Regions from separate parts of the Mus musculus genome. Here regions 2, 3 and 4 are each linked to region 1. Evidence: chromatin loops called from intact Hi-C (ENCODE). Cell type or tissue: heart. All regions are shown on one strand. Links, peaks and the distances in the headings refer to the core of each region. The heading gives the core; the rest is flanking DNA. Region 1 has its middle 16 kb from the start of 1700023C21Rik. Region 2 overlaps Gm11685 (a long non-coding RNA gene). Region 3 overlaps 1700012B07Rik (RIKEN cDNA 1700012B07 gene). Region 4 overlaps Wipi1 (WD repeat domain, phosphoinositide interacting 1).

Region 1 (5,549 bases), core at 1,879-4,378:
ACATCCTCTGCCACAGTGGACTGCGTCCCTGTGGAACCGTGAGCCAAAATAAACACTTTCTCCCTTTGGTTGTTTTTGTCAGGATATTGATGTCATCACAGCAACAGGAAAGCCAGCTACAACGTGCAGACACTAACATGTTTTTAAAAGAAGAGGAGGGGACCAGAAGATGGAGGATAAAGAGGGCGGGGCACAGAGAGTAGGAGAGACATGGGTGTATATGCGAATGGTATATGTATGTAAGAGCATGTTGTATGATGAATTCTACGAACGTGTATGATAAATATAATCAGAATTTTTTAAAAAGATAGATATGGTCAGAGAACCCCATGGATAGTTCCTGTGAGGAAAACAAGAGGTCAGGAGGTGAGCCAGTCGCATGGGTGTTGGGAATCAGGAGTGGCCATTGCGTTGAAAAGGGATGTCAGTGCTTTGATACGTATGCAGAAGACGATGAAGCAAAATGCTTGGGATTACGTTTATAATGGGATTTGAAGGCACCGTTGCATAGAGTGACAGTTAATTTTTAATTAGTTTAATTTTTAATTTTTTAATTAGTTAATAAGTGTAGGGTGAAGGGTGTGAGCATATTCCATGGCATAAGTGTGGAGCTCAGGGGACAACTTTCAGGAGTCTGTTCTTTCCTGCCACTAGGGGCGCCAGAGATCATTAGGCTTATGTGTCAGGTACTTTTCACTGCTGAGCCATCTCACAAGCAGTTCATTTGACAGGACCTAGAGAGGCCAATGAGTATGTCTGGAGAGAATCTGCAAACAGGATTGACACGTGGACTGATAACTGAGAGAGAAAGACCCTCCCTGGCTGTGGACAGCACTACCCAACAGGTAGGGATGAAGAAGAGGAAGATGACAGCCAGCATGTGAAGGCATCGTTCTTGGGGGGGGGGGGGGCGGTGATCTGTGATTGCTTCCATCACCATTGGAAAGCTGACTCCAGCTTCGATGGTCTCTGAGTCTCACTAGTGACTTCTCCCATCAGCATCTGAGTGGGCGTCTTCACTGGCCGCCTGAGGCTTCCATCTTCTCTGCCTCTCTAGGGTACAGACAGCCATTGTTGGACTTCACAGCCTCCACTTGTGTTCGGGTCCCATCCTAACATTCAGGCACTGAGGTGGAGTAGTGAGTAGGTGGACCAGAGGCTGATAACCTCAGGCCATTTACTTTCTCTTACTTTGGGGTGGGGGGGGGGGGCGGGGAAGAAGCTGATGGCTTCTGGCAATTAACTCCTGCTGATGGCCGCAAGGGATTAAGAAAAGAAACTTAGTTACTTGGGCTCTTTACTCTTTGACTGGGGCGTCTCTGACTGGCCTGAGAGGCTCCAAGGAGCTCAGTAACCCTTCATGAGCCAGAGAGAAAGAAATAGGATAAAAAGTAAGCCATGCCCACCCGCGCGCGCACACACACACACACACACACACACACACACACACAAAACCATCAGTTTCATCAATTTCACAAATGCACATGCATAGTTACATACATGCACATATACCTACATATGTGTGTACATGCAGACACATACATACACACACATATTTACAGATATGTACATTTGGCGAATGGAGCAAAGCCACAACAGCCACACTATTTTTTTCCCTCTCAGCCTTTTTATAACTCCTTAGACAAAAGTTCTTTATAAAATTAGCCCACAGATAAAATGTTACACAAAAAGGAGTTACAGAAGGATGTCCGTAGTAAGTTCAAAGCAGTGTTACATTCTATAAGCTCATTATAAGTTCAAAGCAACAGTTTCCCATGGCCTTGCTCTATCATGGTGCATACCTGTGGCTTCATCCTTGCACCTGACCTAGAATGAATGTTTTTCCTTGATCACAATTCTGCCCCAAGCCTGTTTCTCTTTTTTTTCCTGTAATTTATGAAAGCTCATTGTGTTCCTAATTATGCAGCCTTTACTATTCTATGAGGAGTGGGTACATTCTATTCTTGATTCTAACTATATTACATCTTTCTGGCAAAACGACTAAAACCGTCTCCTTAAACTTTCTTCCTAAAATTATTTGAATCAAACCAGGAATTCTATAAAGTCATTAATTCATCTAAACAGCACTAATTTATGAAAGTTCATCTTCATGTTGATCTGCAGGAAATTTGCCCAATTGGGTGGGCTGGTGCCCAGGAATCATTGGGCTATGTAATAGTGATGGGAAAGTCATAACATCGGTGAGAAGCAATCCTGGGATGACGTCTCTGGGGTCCATGCCTGTCAGAGCTCACCTGTCACAGCCATGCAAAGTGGTGGGCCATCCTCAAAAAAAAAAAAAAACCTTACTTGGTTGCCAAGCTTCATGGCTTATGCCACAATTACATATGCCAGTCCCCCCCCCCAAAAAAAAAATCCCCTTAGCTGTGTTTCCTGTCTGCTAAGAATCAAAGAACAGCCTCCACTGAGCCCCCCCCCCCCAGGATAATATTCTACCCAAGCATGTGAGGCTAAAAGCCAGGATGAACCCTCTGAAACAGTGACCTAAAATAAAAGAAAGGAGCTTTTGTTTCTCCAAGTATTTAGCCACAGCAAAGAGCAAAGGAAGTAATGCATATAGGACCACCTGTTTCAAACCAAAGAAGATGCACATGTGAGTTCCATGGGAAAGTCTCTGATGAGCTGAGCCCTTCATTCAAGTCTAATGGGTTTGTGCAAAAAATAAAAAAGAAAGACATATCAATGTCTGTTACATCATTAGTACATCTTATCCCTCCTGCTATAAAACTCCAGTGACTTGTTCTCCAGTGGCTTCATAACTGATGCTGGGAAAACCCACTTGACATGAAGTGCTCTTTACAAAGTGGTATTGCTTCAAAACGGTAACCCTAGGGACTGAAGAGATGTCTCAGTGGTTGTGAGAGCATGCTGCTCTCTTGTGTGCCTGAATTTGATTTCCAGCATCCATGTCGGCTGACTTAAAACCACCTGCAACTCCAGCTCTGGGCCTTCGTGGGCACCTGTACACACACACACACACACACACACACACACACACACACACCTGTGAATATGTAAAAATAAAGATAAATGTAAAAATCCACAATAAATAGGACAGACAGATGGACAGACAGGATAGGATACATAGATAAGAGCTGTAACCCTAGTTTTGCTTATTGCAGTCGGCCAGCCCATCCCACTAGTTTCATGCTTGCTACTACCCACATATGCATGAGTTGCTTCTCTGGAGATCCCTAAGTGATGTACCAACATCCTACTAAAATCATCTTGGGATGCCACAGACCCACTTAGGCCCTGATGCCCTGCTTTCCTTGTAACAAAAATGAGCCAGTCCCATCATCCTATCTCATCCAAAAAGAATCGGCAGTAATCACACAGCCACACGGTGGCGCTCCTGCTCTATCCCAGCGAGCCAGGTTCTCTGGAGAAAAGATCGGATCCAGAGCCGTGTTTGCAGGGGTTTTCAAAGCTAGCAATGAATAAGCAGCTGCAGAGGCATACAATTTAAGCCAAGAAGATTGCTGAGGGCCAGTAAAGGCAAGTTTACAGTCTTTGTGGTCTAGAAAAGTCCCTGTTCAGACGCCGCCTCCCTTGCAGAAGCTAAAAGTAGTCCCACAAATTCCTCCAGGGAAATGGGAAACCCCTGGGCCAGCAGGAAAGGGCGTGGGGGGGGGGGGTGTCATTGTCGAAGTTTGACTATCCCATTTCTCTAATTCTCCCTACAGTAAAAGACAGCTGTGCCTTGCTGTGTTTTCTTTCTTTCTCGATCATCGAGGTTGCTCTAAAGACTGAGGTCGCCCAAACCCAAGATCTGTAGCCTGCTTACTTGCATGTTTTTGCACACCGGATATGACTCAGGCTGCGCCCAGGATGTCTGCTGCCCACAATCCTTTGGGGGACAGGATCTGTCTGTGCCTCTGTGCAACCGTTTGGTTTATCTGCTGGCCGTCAGAACTCTACCCTGTCATTTAAGCCCCGAACTTAGCCACAGGTCTCAAAACGTCTTAATTCATGGGTTTCTCTAAGTCACGTGATCTCAGTATGAACGGTTTAAAATGCCTTCAGGTTTTTACATTTCTGCTTTTAATGAGGAAACAAACAGAACCAGATACAGGAGTAAGGTCAATGCCAGAGTTAGAAGCCATGGCTTCTGGGGCTGAAGGCGTGGCTTAGTGGGTGAAGCACTTGGTGTTCCTCATGCGCACCTGAGTTCGGATTCTCCAGCACCCATGTAAGCTGGGCATTGAATTGGCATGGCCCATGATTCTCGGGGGGGGGGGGTGCGGGGGGGTACAGATGAGAAGATCCCTGGATCTTACTAACCAGCCAGTTTGGTTGGAACAGTGACTTTCAGGCTCAGTTAGAGACCCTTTTTCAAATACTAAGGTGGACTCATAGGCATCTTGCTACATCAGTCATAAAGGAATATTTTGGAAGAATCAAAGCCAGAGGTCAGGGAGGACCGGAGCAAATGTGTGTTCCGGACACGGTAGGACCACTGCACTGGTGAACTCACAGCAGCTGTGGTTGCCTGTACAAGACCTGCACAGGACCACGACAGTCAGCATTGCAGCATGGAGGGACTCACAAGCCTACCACTTACTAAGGAGCATGGGCAATAGATGGCTTCTGGGAGTGACAGACTCCATTTTTCTTTAAGGGTGTGGCCTCTGAGAGGTTGCCTAAGTTCCAGTGGATTGCCCATACCCATGAGTATGTGGGCAGCTCAAACTGCAACCAGTGGCTAAAAACAAGAACTTGGGAAGAGTTAGGGGAAGGAGTGAAGGGTGATCAAAATACATTGTATGCATGGATGGATTCTCACAAAAGAAATAAAAGTATTGTGTTTTCTAAAGGTAGGGAAGATTAAAGGTTAAAAGGAACACATTTGATGTCAAACACCGGCGTGCAAGGGCACACACATACACACACAAAGGCATATATATTCATGCACACACACATGCATATGCATATGCTCATATGCACACATATATACATGCATATATATGTTCTGGGGGCCAGCTCTGGAGCTCTGGTTCTCTCTTGAAGGTAGTGAGGTGTGTGGTGCTGGAGAGTGTTGGCAGGGGCAAGACTTGATCTTGCGAGAGAGTAGGGTTGCTTTCTATAATAGCATTTACCTATCTTGATTTTAAGTTACTCTGAGGGCAGAAGCTGCAGGCCTCTGGACCTATTGATACTTGTTGCTAACAGAGATGACTAGTGACTAGGTAAAGGATTTATTGCTAGAGCTCCCTTCTCTGGCCAGGCATCCAGGAGCCCCTTACTGACTTGGCTGGTTAACTCTGTAAACCAGGAAAGAAATAAGAAGTCAGCCACACAGAAAACACACATCGGATGAAATGGTTACATCACCTTTTATTTATTGCTTTTATCTTTTAATAGCTTTTAGACATAAATTCTTACACACACACACACATACACGCATGCACATGCACACTGGTTGGGCCCAACCATCTGTCTCATCAACTCCACAAGTGTTCATGCATGCTTACATACATACACATACCTTCATATGTATAATAAACAAACAGGCATATACATTTGGG
Region 2 (5,549 bases), core at 1,783-4,282, 240 kb after region 1:
GTTTGGAAAGATGGAAGAAGGGATTTTGGAGAAAACTGGCAAGCTAGAATAGCTGTATTGGCCAGATCTGGATTCAATTGAAAGACCTTGGCTCAGTGAATAAGAGGACAAGGAAGAGCACAGACAATGCCAATCTTGTGCTTACAGATACATGCACACACACACACACACACACGTGTGCCCCACACATGAGACCATGCGTACACACAAACAGCACACACACATATTTTTGAGAATAAAAGCAACTAAGTTTTTTTTTTTAAAGAATAGTGTGTGTGTGTGTCTGTGTGTGTGTGTGTGTGTGTGTGTCTGTGTCTGTGTGCTGTCATGGCATAATGTGCAAAGATCAGAGGAATATGTGAGGGAGTCGGCTCTTTCTTTTACCTCATGGGTCCTGGGGATCCTTACCTGGGAAGTAAAGTGTTTCAATCCGCTGAGCCATCTCCCTGGGCTTGGAGCAGAGGTTTTTATTACATTTAAATTACCAATTCTGTCATAGGTAGTCAGCCAGTGAGGCGGTCATAAGCACTTACTCTGAGGTCAGGCATTGTTCTGGGAAGAGAGAATCTACAGCAAACCCTAGCCTAGCAGAATTGGCCTTTGAGAGGGAGGAGACTGTATGCAAGACATTTCAGGTTATTTATAATCAGCCTTGAAGTAAATGCACGGGCTAATGTAACCAAATTACCTGGAATGGAAGGACAAAGGACTATATAGTCATGGGAAACTGCACATTTCACTTCAAATGGATGTAATATTATACACCATAGTCATGAATTGGGAGGACAGAAGGATAGAACATCCCACCGATAAGACAAATCAATGACCGGTCTCTTTTTCAAATGGCAGTTCTCCCACCATCTCAAGACCCCCTTGAAACCAGATTCCTTCAAGGCCCCAGGCTCAAGTGATCCACCAGGAATGACAGCAGAAGTGTGTGTGTGTTGAAAGCTCCTGGAATTGAGAGTCAGAGGCACACAGAACATTCCAGAGAGCGGGTCACTCGGGGCCACGTGCAGGTAGAGGCTGAGCAAATCTCTGGAGAAGGGAGAGGAAAGCTGGAACCTAGGAAGGCGCCAGCTTGGAATGTGTTTGAGACAATGCTTGCTCTACCTGGTGCTTTTCTTGAAAGCACTTAGCGGTCTCTGGGGCTAATGTTCTACAAATAGACATACATTATACATCTATAATTACTAAATCATACATATACCAAAAAGCATTCCTAGCTGGATCCACTTCAGCTCTGCCACAGTAAAAGTGGTCTTATTTTTGAAGAGAACAAATAACTTTGTATCCCTTGTATGTATTTATACTTCATAAGGAAACTAGATCCCGAACATTCTAGGTACTGACGTTAGCCAGACCCTCAGTTACAGTCAGTAAGGACCTGCCAGTCCACGTTTCCATTTATAACAAGGATCTACACTCATCGGCGACGTGTGATTTAGAGCCGGTGCAGGCGGCTCAACTCACAAGGCAGCCTCCTTCCTGATAGTGTTTCTAAAATTAAAAGGATACTCAAATCAAACACCGCTTCCCAGTTCTTCGCCAGCTGACACATTTTTCCATTGCATCGCCCCTCCCCTCCCAACTTCAGCCCCTACGGCTCAGATTACAATCATTTCCAGGGCTTCTGATCCCAAACATTGCCCTACCCTAAGCCCCAGAGTCCGGCACCAGCTGCCTCCTAGACGGGGCTTCTGATGTCACTCCAGGTCTTCAGGAGAGCAAAGCTTCCGGTGTACGGAAGTGGTGATCTTTCTGTATCATGGATGTGACTGGCTCTGTTCTCCGGCCTGATAAGCTGCCCCCAGCTGAGCCTAGCTTGAATGACATCATGTCCTCTTTTATCTGAAGATCTGGTGGCATACTGAGGAATTTTAGCAAGAGAATAAATACGTAAAAATGAAAGGGACCGAGCCTGGGGTGGTGGCTCAGTTGACAAGCGTGAGGACCTCATTTCAGATGTCAGATATATGTATATTAAAAAATAATTTAGAAATAATTAAAGCTAAGCCCCGCGGGTCTCATCTGTAAACTCGGGTCTGGAGAGGAAGAGACAGGAGGATGCTGAGGCTTCACTGGCCAACCGGTCCAGCCAAATCCATGAGCTCCGAGTTCAGTGAGAGACCCTGTCTGAGAAAATACGATAGTAAGGATGGAAAGATGGCTCAGTGGTTAAGAGTATGCATGGCTCTTGCAGAGGACCCGAGACTGGGTGCTAACACCCATACCGAACAACTCACAACGGTCTGTTACTCCAGTTCCAGGGGATCAGATACCCCCTTCTGACCCCCAAGTGCACCCAGGCATGTGCTTGTCACACGGCTGTACGTGCAGGCAAAGCACTCACATACGCAAATAATGTTTTATTTAAATTACTTTTTAAAAATATTCTAAAATAGGTAAACCATAGAAGCAGAAGGCATCCCAGCGGCCTGGGGGTCAGGGGAGGCTAGGGAGGAAGGGAGGAAATAATTGCTTAATGGCTGGCTGTCCATGGTAAGGGGAGATGTGCCCCTGCAGTGCATCCAAGTGAAAGTCAAAGTTTCAGGAGTTGGTTCTCTCCTTCTACCATGTGGGTCTCAAAAAATCAAAACCCAGGTCTGTCTACTGGTGCAAGTGCCTTTATCTGCTGAGCAATGCTCACTAGCTCTAGGTTTTCTTCTGAGGGATATAATTTGTGCTTGCTTTTCCCATCATAGGAATTGAACCCCGGGACCTTTTGCACATTAGGCAAACACTCTACCACTGAGCTACAACTTCTCCAGTCCTTTTGAGTAATGTGCTCAGGAATTGTAAATGTATGAAACTCTAGGGGGTCCTTCACTTGAACAGATAACTCAGTGCAAACTTCACCTCAGTTAAAAAAAATCATTTGGTGTGATTCACCACTTTAACATAAGATAGAAAAATGTATACATGATTGGATACATGTGATGATCCAGAGAAGAAATCTCTAGTGTTGTCACAGTGGACACCAGCAGATGGCAGTAATGAGGCTCTGAGTCATAATCTGACTACTTTAGCTGAAGATTCTAGCGTTAAGTATCCACAACAGACAGACCCTCTATACACCACTTGCAGGGTCCTCCTTCCAATGATCACTGGGAAAGTCTACTAAGAGGGGCTGAATGACCTATGAACGGCAGGAGGAAGGGCAGGTGAAATTTGGATAACCACATTGCTGAGCTGTGTCTCCTTCTGAAGTCATTAGGGCTGTGGTATCCTGCAGATGAGTTCAGGGGCTCCGCCCAGACAGACCTTTTCTGATCTCCTGCTGGTACAAGGGAGGTCCTGGCTTGCAAGGTAGACATGGGGACTTATTTTAAGCTTTTAGTCAAGTCAAGACAGCCAAACAGTAAGTGAAAAATGTAAACCTGGTGAGGGACCAGACAGGCATAGTGCAACTCACAAAAAAATAATCCATTCTTTCTATTATAAAATATTGGTCAATATAGTCGTCATTCTTTTTGTAACTAACAGACTTTTCTAATTGGCACACAAAACATCTCAACTAAGCTACAGGATTTTACAGTAGGAAGGAATTGTTTCACCTGGCTTTTCTCGAGCTTAGGTGTGTGGCATACTGAGCTCTGCTCGTTCTATTAGATTACATCTACAGGAGAACGCACCCCACAAAGGAACCACGAGGCATCTTGGTAAAAGAGTGTGAGAAAACTCTTAGCCAGGTTCATGTTAAATGATTCTATCAGCAAAGGGTAGAAAGAGCTGGAATCACACCAGGATAGACTGTGGCGAGAGGCAGGTGGTTTAAGAGTTGGCATCTCAGAAATCAGGAAGCGGGAGAAGCTTGGGTCTGGGAAGGGCATCCATCCGGAGTGAGTCATTTGATGCTATTTCACAGCTGCCGCTGGGCCTTGACTTAAACACCCTCCTGAGCAGCTGAATTTAGGCCTCAGTGGCCTTGTTGTTGACTGTCAAGGCCGGTGCAGTCTGCTTCCCAGGGCTTTTAAAGGGCTGAAGTGAATTGTGAATTCCCCAAGACTTTCGATTTCTTTTCAACACAGCAAATATAAATGAAAGAGCTGGGTGTAGCTCCGGTGGTAGAGTGCTTGCCTGATATGCAGAGTGTCCTAGGTTCGAGCCCCAGGAGCTCATAAACCAGGGATAGTAAATGCTCACGTGTGATCCCAACATGTGTGGCAACAGGAAGATCAGAATTCAAGGACATTCTAAGCTACATAGCAAGTTCAAGGCCAGGCTGAAATACGTGAAACCCTGTCTCAACGATTAATAATAATAATATTATAATAAACAATAAAACAAATTAAACTATTAAAGGTTTCTCACCTCCCACCACACAAGAGCTACCTGGTCCTTTTTCTTACTTCCCTTTCTGCCCGACACCATGTTTCTTTGCTCTGCTATGAGCACTTTGGCTCCAAATGCTTCCTATCTTTCACGACTGCAAAAGCCACTTCCTTCTCCCTCTTGTTCTTTTATCAAATGGAACTTTCTATTTCTATTTCTAAGGAAAAAAAAAAAAAACAACACTGTATCCCTACCAATCCCCAACCTTTCCCTTTGTGTCCTTAGGCCAGTATCTAAGGCAGCACCTACTTTATTTCCCGAGTCCATTGTCTGTCTAGTTATGTCAGCTTGGAGTTTTTTATTTTTATTTTTATACAGTGATTTATCCCCAGGACCTAGAGCAATGGTTGGCTCAAAAAGAACACTCAGTAAGACCCAAGCTCTTGACTAAATAGGCAGACACCTTCCAAACTTCTTCTCCTACAAGAAAGTGGCGAAAGAAGTGAGCGTATTTCACGCTGACATAAAGAAAATAGATTTTAAAAGAGCAAGAGATGGGGACTGGAGAGATGGTATGGTGGTTAAGAGCACCAACTGCTCTTCTAGAGGTCCTGAGTTCAATTTTCAGCAACGATATGGTGGCTCACATCCATCTGTAATGGGATCCAATGCCCTCTTCTGGTGTGTCTGAAGACAGCTATAGTGTACTCATATACATAAAATAAATAAATCTTAAAAAAAAAAAAAGAACAAGATAATGTCTTCAGGTCTCTTCTTGCAGGACTTTGACATCAAGCTGATCTCCATAAGGAGGTCCACTCCATCAGCATGGAACTAAATATCGGGTCGTATCACTAGATGGCGCTGTCCGCCAAGAAGCTCTCTCTCTCTCTCTCTCTCTCTCTCTCTCTCTCTCTCTCTCTCTCTCTCTCTTTTTGAGACAGGGTTTCTTTGTATAGCCTGGAACTCACTTTGTAGACCAGGCTGGCCTCGAACTCAGAAATCCGCCTGCCTCTGCCTCCCAAGTGCTGGGATTAAAGCGTGCACCACCACAACCGGCTGAAGCTCTCCATTCTTGTCACCTCCACCCAACCAATTTCAGGGTGGTGGACTGAGAGGAAACCTTTCACAAAAATAAGACAGAACCTGGTTTCTTTTGATTTGTTGTGTTTTTATTGGGACAGGGTCTCATTTAGTCTAGACTAGCTTTGAATTCACTCTGTAGCCAAGGCTCACCTAAACTCCTCACCCTCGCACCCTTACTTCCTGGGTAC
Region 3 (5,549 bases), core at 1,583-4,082, 59 kb after region 1:
ACATGAGGCAGCTGTGAAAGTAACGCTAACAGAATCAAATTAAAATGTTTAGAAATTACAGTGTTTCTCTTGCATTAACAGCTTTTCCCTGATGCAGAAGTTGGCAAGAAGCCTTAAAGCTTTAATACAACTGAATGACTTTTAGATAGATAGGTGGATAGATAGATAGATGATAGATAGATAGATAGATAGATAGATAGATAGATAGATAGATAGATATTTTAAAACCCAGTGTGGTTTTTATTTCTTTTTTAAGCATATGGAAGCCATTGTCAGAAACAAAAGGTGCTTAAACCAGTCAAACACTGCAATCCATAAGGCGATCATTTCCACCCTTAACCCCACCCCACCCCCCACCCCACCCCCGATTTGGCTTCTAGCATGCAACACAGAGGAGCATCTATTTGGTCGCCAGAGTCTACACAGGTAAGTCCAGATTCTAACCGGGTGGTGTATGAGTCCCTGCTGCCCTAGTGGAAATCACCCAGAGGTTTGTCCAAAGCACTGCTCAGCAAAACTCAACCTCAGTGGGCATGGGGACACCTGCGCACTGGACTTTTTGAAAGCCTCCATGGGAGGCTCCTACACACTACCAGAGCCGGGAGCTGCTACTCTCCAGCCAGCGAAAATTTAGTACCCCTACTATGAACATGAAAACCCCTTTTAAAATAGCTCTAAAAGGTTCAGTCCATACAGGGCTTGCCGTGAGAGAACAAAAACCTAAGTCCAATCCCTCCGAGCCCAGATAAAGCTGCAGAAAGTGCTAGGTGTGAGTCTCAGCACTGGGGAGGTGCAGATGGGAAGATCTGGAAAACTTGTCCACCAACCAGCCTAATTGGCGAGCTTCAAGAAAATGAGAGAGCCTGTCTCAAAGGTACGGGAGAGCCAAAGGTGACACCCAGGGTTGTCCTGAGGCCTACACAGACATGGGCATGGTAGCGGAGACGGGTAAGTTAATATTTTTATAGAGCCTGCACATGGCAAGGCCGTTTCCTCAAAGGAACAAGAATAAAACCCAAAGATGTAGGGGTGCAGCTCAGTGTAGAGTATTTGCCAAGTACATGTCCTTTTCTTAAGAGGAAACAGAGTTGTTCAGCAGAAACCTATTTTTTACTTTAAAAGGCTCAGAGTTAAGTAGGAAATACTTCTCTTTCTGTGCTCAAAGAGAAGCATTTTCAGCATCAAGGGCATGGGATTAATTCTGAGGTTACAAACAAGTCTTCTTTCAAAATTTCCAGTTTTCTATGAGTATGTGTTATCTCCGGGTTTAATCACTTCCAGAGAATGCCTCCCTGCTTCTCCCCCTCCCCTCCCCCTCCCCCTCCCCCTCACCCCTAAAAACCATCACTAAAGAAAGAATTTTAAAAGTAGTCAAATGTCCTGGTTATCTCACAATAAATAAAGAGCAGCCTGGAGTCTCCCACTCCCCCGTTCCCTGTGCCTTTCCTCTTCCCCAGGGCCACCTCCATCCCAGCCTGGGAGGGGCTGCCCCTGATGCCTGCTGGATGAACAATCCCTGAGTCCAGCAATACTGGCTGCAAAGGCCAACAGTTAGTGGCTAAGGGGGTCTCAGCAAAGCCCCATGAGACTAGATTCCTCTTAAGATAATGCTGGAGTAGTGGAAGACATTTGAGATTGAAAGCCACGTGAGCTCTGGTGCCTGGGATCTAAAGGGGCAGTCCCTCCCAGTACACCACACACTGCTTCGAATTCTTGACAGGCATCCCAAGAGGCAGAGCATCCTGGAAGAAAAGTCCAGTTTCAGCTCAGACAGGCATCTTCACAGCCCTCCCCCCATGAACTTGTTTCCCAAACATTTATTGAGCCTCTGTTAAATTCCAGACACCCCATTAAACCATGGTAGCCCAGCCATCACCTGACTCCACTGATGAAAATGTTCAGAGCTGGAGAGATGTCTGTCAGTGAAGTGCTCACTGCACAAGCATGAGTTTGACCCCCAGCACCATGTAATAAATGTGGGCACACATCTGAAACCCCCAACACTAGGACAAGGAGAAAGATGGACGTTTGAAATCCATGGCCCAGTCTAGCCTAACAGGCAAGTTCCAGGCCAGTTCGAGATCCTGCCTAAAAATACAGGCAGACAGTACATGAGACACAGACAGCACCCAGGAGTGACCGCCATCCTCCACGTGTGTCAGCACAGATGTGCATGCTCAGAACACAAGCTCAAAGGAAAAAGGAAAAAAAAATGCTTCCCACATACCAGCACGGACCTCAGAATTAAATGTTTTAGCAGACTCTGAAAGACGATTCTGAGTCACATTTTATTATTAATTAATTTACTTTACATCCCTGTTGTAGCTTCCCCTCAGTCCACTCCTCTTAGACCCTCCTCTCACCTCACCCTCCACCATCTTCCCTTTCTCCTCAGAAAAGGCTGAGTCGTGGTTTTATATCTACCTTGGCTTCTAAGGGGAAATGTTCAGTGAGCTGACTTCTTTCTGTTTTTTTTTCTTATCAATTTATTTACTTATTCACTTTATATTTCAATATCAACCCCCTTCTTCCCAGTCTACCCTATGCCTCCTCCCCTCACTCCCCACTCCCCATCTCTTTTGTGAAAGAGGAGCTCTTTCTGCCCCCCCCCCATATCACCCCACCCTGGCACATCAAGTCACTGCAGGACAAGACTCATCCTCTCCCACTGAGGCCAGACAAGGCAGGCCAGTTAGGGGAATGGGATCCACAGGAAGGCAACAGACTCAGGGAAAGCCCCTGCTTCAGTTGTTGGGGACCCACATGAAGACCACGTTGCACAGCTGTTACAGATGTGCTGGGGGTTGGGGTAGGCCCAGCCCATGTTTGCTCTCTGGTTGGTGTTTCAGTCTCTGGTAGCCCTCAAAGGTCCAGGTTAGTTGATTCTGTTGGTCTTCTTGTGGAGTCTCGATCTTCTTCAGGCCCCTCAATCATCCCTCCGACTCCTCCACAAGACTCAAGTGAGCTCCATCTAATATTGGGCTGTGGGTCTCCGAATCTGTTTCCATCGGCTGTTGGGTGGAGCCTCTCTGAGGACAGTTTTGCTAGGCTCCTGTCTGCAAACATAACAGAGAATCATTAATAGTGTCGAGGATTGGTAATTGCTCATGGGATGGGTTTCAATTTCGGCTGGTCATCAGTTGGCCATTCCCTCCATCTCTGCTCCATCTTTTCCCCTGCACATTTTGTAGGCAGGATACATTTTAGGTCAAGGGTGTTTTTTGTTTTTGTTTTTTTTTTTTTTTTTTGGTTTTTTTTTTTTTTTTTTTTTTTTTTTTTTTTTTTGGATAAGTTGGTGTTCTTATTTCTTCACTGGAAGTCCTGCCTGGCCACTGGAGGTGGCCCGCCTAAGACTTCCTACCCCCTACTGCTAGGATTCTCTGCTAGAGTTACCCCCATAGACTCCCTGGAGCTTCCCCCCACCCCCACCCCTGTCCCAGGTCTCTGACACATCTTAGAGATGCTGCCCCTACTGGTTTCTGTTCTCTTTCCCACCCAGTTCCCTCCTCCATCCACCTCTGATATTTATTTTATTTCCCCTCTGAGAAAGATTCAAGCATCCTCCTGTGGATTCTCCTTGTTATTTGGCTTTTTGGGGGTCTGTGGAGTGTAGCATGGTTATCCTGTACTTTATGACTAATATCCACTTATCAGTGAGTACATGCCATGAACGTCCTTTTGTATGTGGGTTACCTCACTCAGGATAATATTTTCTAGTTCCATCCATTTGTCTGCAAAATGATCATGATGTCCTTGTTTTTAATAGCTGAGTATTACTCCATTGTTATAAATGAACCACATTTTCTTTATCCATTTTTCAGTTTAGGGACATCTGTATTGTTTCCAGTTTCTGGCTATTACAAATAAAGCTGCTATGAACAGAGTTGAGCAAGTGTCTTTGTGGGATGGTGGAGCATCTTTTGGATATATTCCCAAGAGTTGCATAGCTGGATCTTGAGGTAGAACTTTTCCCAGTTTTCTGAGAAACCACCAAATTGATTTCCAGAGTGGCTGTACAAGTTTGCACTCCCATCAGTTTTGATCTCAGTCATTCTGATGGGTGTAAGGTGTAAAGCAACTCTCTCAAAGTTGCTTTGATTTGCATTTCCCTGATGATTAATTACATTAAACATTTCTTTAAGTGCTTCTTGGCTATTAGATATTTCTCTGTTGAAAATTCCCTGTTTAGCTTTGTACCCCATCTTTTAATTGGATTATTTTTGGTGTTTTGTGTCTAACTTCTTCAGCTCTTTAGATATTTTAGGTATTAGCCCTCTGTCAGATGAAGATATTTTTCTCATCCTGTAGGCTGTCATTTTATCCTAATGACAGTGTCCTTTGCATTACAGAAGTTTTTCAGTTTCATGAGGTCCCACTTGTTAATTAAATTCAGGAGTTCCCATTTATTATTGATCTTAGTGCCTGAGCCCTGGGTGCTCTCTTCAGGAAGTTGTCTCCGATAGCAACGAGTTCAAGGTTAGGCTCACTGTCTGTTCTATGAGATTTAGTGTATCTGGTTTTACGTTGAGGTCTTTGATCCACTTGGACTTGAGTTTTATGCAGGATGATACATATGAATCTATTTGCATCCTTCTCCATGCAGTCACCCAGTTAGACCAGCGTTATTTGAAGATGCTCTCTCTTTCCCATTGTATTAAGTGTCCAAAGGTGTATGGGTTTATTTCTGCTTCTTGGGTTCTATACCATAGATCAACCTGTCTGTTTCTATACCAATACCATGCAGTTTTTATTACTATTGCTTTATAGTACAGCTTGACAACAGGGGTGGTGATATTTCCAAAAGTTCTTTTATTGTCCTGGATTATTTTAGCTACCAAGGTCCCCCCCCCTTTTTTTTCCATATGAAATTGAGAGTGTTCTTTCAAGGTCTATAAAGAACCTTGTGTTGGAATTTTGATGGGAATTTCATAGAATCTGTAGATTGCTTTTGGTAAGATAGCCATTTTTACTATGTTAATCCTACTGATCCATGAGCATGGAAGATCTTTCCATCTTCTGATATCTTCTTCAGTTTCTTTTTCCAGAGACTTGAAGTTCTTGTCATTCAGGTCTTTCACTTACTTGCTTAGAGTTACACCAAGGTATTTTATATTATTTGAGGTTATTTGTGAAGTGTGCTGTCCCCCTAACTTCTTACTCAACCTGTTTATCCTTTGTAAAATGGAGTGCTACTGATTTCTTTGAGTTAATTTTGTATTCAGCCACTTTGCTGAAGGTGTTTATTAGCGGTAGGAGTTCTCTGGTAGAATTTTGGGGGTCACTTGTGTATATTATCATATCATCCACAAATAGTGATACTTTAACTTCTTCCTTTCTAATTTGTATCTCCTTGCTCTCCTTTAGTTGTCTTATTGCTCCAACTAGAGGTGCAAGGACTATATTGAAAAGAAAGGAAGAAAGTGAACAGTCTTGTCTTGATCCTTAGTATGGTGGAGTTGATTTAAGTTTCTCTCCATTTAACTTGATGTTGGCCATTGGCTTGCTGTATATTGCCTTTATTGTGTTTAGGTATGTGCCTTGAATCCCTG
Region 4 (2,500 bases), core at 1-2,500, 270 kb after region 1:
TGTCATTTCTCTCTGGTGTGCACGTGAGAGTAGAATTTCCAGGTCATGTGATAACTGTGATTAACTTCTGAGACCTCCCAGGTTGCTCTCTAACACACTGCCCCAGTTCACACCCCTGTACACAGCATCCAGTGTTTCCATCTCCTCACCTGCATTTATTAGCTTCCTCAAAAAAATTTTTTTACGTGAATGGGTGTTTTGCCTGCATGGGAATCTGTGCACCATGTGTGCCTGATGCCAGTGGGGGCCAGAAGAAGGCACCAGATTCCCCCAGAACAGAAGTTAGAGACAGCTCTGAGCTGCCACGTGGGTGCTGGGAATCAAACCTGGGTCCTCGAGAAGAGCAGCCAGTGCTCTTAACTACTGAGCCATCTCTCCATCTCTAGCTGCCCTTTGAAATTGGAGTTATTCCTAGTAATTATGAAGTGATTACTCATCTCAGGGTGTGTGTGTGTGTGTGTGTGTGTGTGTGTGTGTGTGTGTGTGTGTGTGTGTGTAAAGCTAGGTGTTCGTTTGTTTGACATGGATCTTAGGCTCTGAATCTAGGCCCTCTAGCTTATAAAGGAAGCATTCTACCCCGCCCCATTCACTATGCTTTTTTTCTTCTTTCCCCACGTGGTTGTTAGCACTTCCCTGCAAGATCACAAGCATTCGGTTCGGTCAACACAAGTTCCTCTGTACTCTGCATCTCAATCTGTCCCCTGCCACTGTCCCACCTGACACCCACCCAAACCCACGCAATCTCATTCTCTCTTCCATGTCTCGGGGCCAGAGTACCTCTGTCCACCCCCACACCCCCAGCTGCCCTTGAAATTACATCTGGAGCCCTCACAGAGTCGGGAGCCAAGGCTCAGAGAGCAGCGGGGAAGGTGGCCTCTCATGGTGCCAAAGGCCCCCGAGTGACTTTGACCAGGTAGGGGCTCGCAGCTGTGCTGGCACCTGCAGTTAAGGGCAGCCAGCCAGCCTCCTCGTGGAGTTCTGTGCAGCAAGAGATAAGCGCAGACAGAGGCCTGGCTGTATACTCAGAGGCCAGAGCAGGAAGCAGGACCTAGTTTCAAGTCATAACTGGTTTTGTACCCCCCCCCCGCCGTCTCCTCCCCTTCAGGATAAGTAAGGAGCCTTTTAGCCTGGGTCTAGCATTTTACAAATGCTTTTTATAAGAACCCACTGAATACACCAGTTTACAACAAAGCTAGCCAGCATTATTGTTTTTATTATTATCTAAGAAGATATCTCTCATATGATCTTCTTGAAGATCGTTTTCCGGTTAAGCTTTGGCTCTGGAGTTCCTACCGTGTATGACCACTAACCTCAGTCACTGGGGTGAGAAATCTCCCCTCAGTGCTGCAGGGACACTGTCCCCACCCCACCCCATTATCCTTATAATAAAAATGGCTCCTGTCACCTCCAGAGTTTCCTTGGCTTCCTTTACTTCCAAAAGATATCGAGGCATCTTACATCCAACATGTTCCGATGCAAGTTTTCTCTCAAAGGCCAGGCTTGCCGCCTCAACCAAAGTGCAGACCTCCAGTGACTTCCACTCCGAGGAGGCTCCGCCCTCCCTTATCAGCGTGGATGATGAGATAGAAAACGTTTGCCTTTCCGGTAGTTGAACGTGAAGTTCCTAGCTAACTGTATTTAATCGTACTCAGGAAAAGCTAAAGCACGCTGACCTTTCCCACTGGGAAGTCCTGTTCGGTTAGGAGTGAACTCTCACAGGGCTCCAGAGGGTAATGGGATTGGAAGAGAGCGAACCTCTGATTGAGAGCCTTGGGCTGAAAACTGTGAAAGAGAATATTCTTTGTATCCCGAGGTCTGAGTGCTCAGCAGTGGAGGGGTCACTGCCAGTGTTAAGTCGAGAGGTCTCCTGAAGGTTTTCTCGATTCAAATCCTTTGTTCAGAACGGGATTTCTTAAACTCCTCCCCCCCAACAGCCCCTTCTCAGTTCAAGAATTTTTTTTAAATGGCTCTGAGCATATATGCAGACAAAATAGATATATATATATATATCAAACACTGGCTGATAATAGATCATAAATTTGTTTTAAAATAATTCTTGGGTATAATCTCACCATTTCCTGAAGACAGTAAAGTTTCCATACTGATGACACAGAAAGCTTGCTTCTTTTCACATGAGCAATCTAATCTCAGCTGAACATATGATTCTGTGTTTTTTTTATTTTATAGTTGGTAGTGCCAAAAGCATTACTTCAAACACCAGGAAGTATATTTAGGAGCATTGCGTGAGTTGTGTTCAAATCCCAAGCCAAGGTTCGTTTAACTTTCTGTTTTGTTTGGTTTTTGTTTTTCAAGATAGGGTTTCCCTGTGTGGCCCTGGCTGTCACTGTGTAGACCAGGCTGGCCTCAAGCTCAGAGATCCTGTGTCTGCCTCCCAAGTGCTGGGACTAAAAGTGTATGTGCAACACCACCGCCTTGGTTCACTTAACCATTTTAAAATGAAATTCAAATCAGCAACTCAGAGAGCAATTTTTATGACTTT

What was found. Hi-C counts contacts between places; a loop is a spot of excess contacts. Peaks named below come from ENCODE experiments on the same cell type or tissue, not always from the same donor. Only the 100,000 strongest peaks of a DNase experiment are listed, where the experiment ranks them.
Region 2: it touches region 1 in a loop (8-fold over the local background); 13 of 42 quality-filtered maps call a loop at or near these places.
Region 3: it touches region 1 in a loop (2.3-fold over the local background); 4 of 42 quality-filtered maps call a loop at or near these places.
Region 4: a loop joins it to region 1, with 8 times the contacts of the local background. A loop is called at or near these places in 2 of 42 quality-filtered maps.

What each region holds. Positions count from the first base shown.
Region 1 is chr11:109,858,636-109,864,184 of GRCm38, reverse strand. No RefSeq gene overlaps it. Among named protein-coding and RNA genes, the nearest start is that of 1700023C21Rik, 16 kb to the right of the region's middle. In heart, for the core only: a CTCF peak has its summit at 3,362 (motif pointing right); DNase peaks (open chromatin) are centred at 3,384, 3,814 and 4,154; H3K4me3 peaks cover 486 bases; H3K27ac peaks cover 375 bases.
Region 2 is chr11:109,618,860-109,624,408 of GRCm38, reverse strand. All of the region lies in intron 2 of Gm11685 (a long non-coding RNA gene), which reads right to left. Among named protein-coding and RNA genes, the nearest start is that of Gm11685, 8.4 kb to the right of the region's middle. In heart, for the core only: CTCF peaks have their summits at 1,815 and 2,971 (motif pointing right); no DNase peak of the experiment used is centred there; H3K4me3 peaks cover 190 bases; H3K27ac peaks cover 1,272 bases.
Region 3 is chr11:109,799,517-109,805,065 of GRCm38, reverse strand. All of the region lies in intron 2 of 1700012B07Rik (RIKEN cDNA 1700012B07 gene), which reads left to right. It overlaps Gm11683 (a long non-coding RNA gene), which reads right to left. Exons shown (of 2, transcript XR_389104.3): 2 at 2,270-3,056. Among named protein-coding and RNA genes, the nearest start is that of Gm11683, 5.1 kb to the right of the region's middle. In heart, for the core only: no CTCF peak of the experiment used is centred there; no DNase peak of the experiment used is centred there.
Region 4 is chr11:109,586,298-109,588,797 of GRCm38, reverse strand. All of the region lies in intron 4 of Wipi1 (WD repeat domain, phosphoinositide interacting 1), which reads left to right. All of the region lies in intron 2 of Gm39442 (a long non-coding RNA gene), which reads right to left. Among named protein-coding and RNA genes, the nearest start is that of Gm39442, 9.2 kb to the right of the region's middle. In heart, for the core only: no CTCF peak of the experiment used is centred there; a DNase peak (open chromatin) is centred at 937; H3K27ac peaks cover 1,457 bases.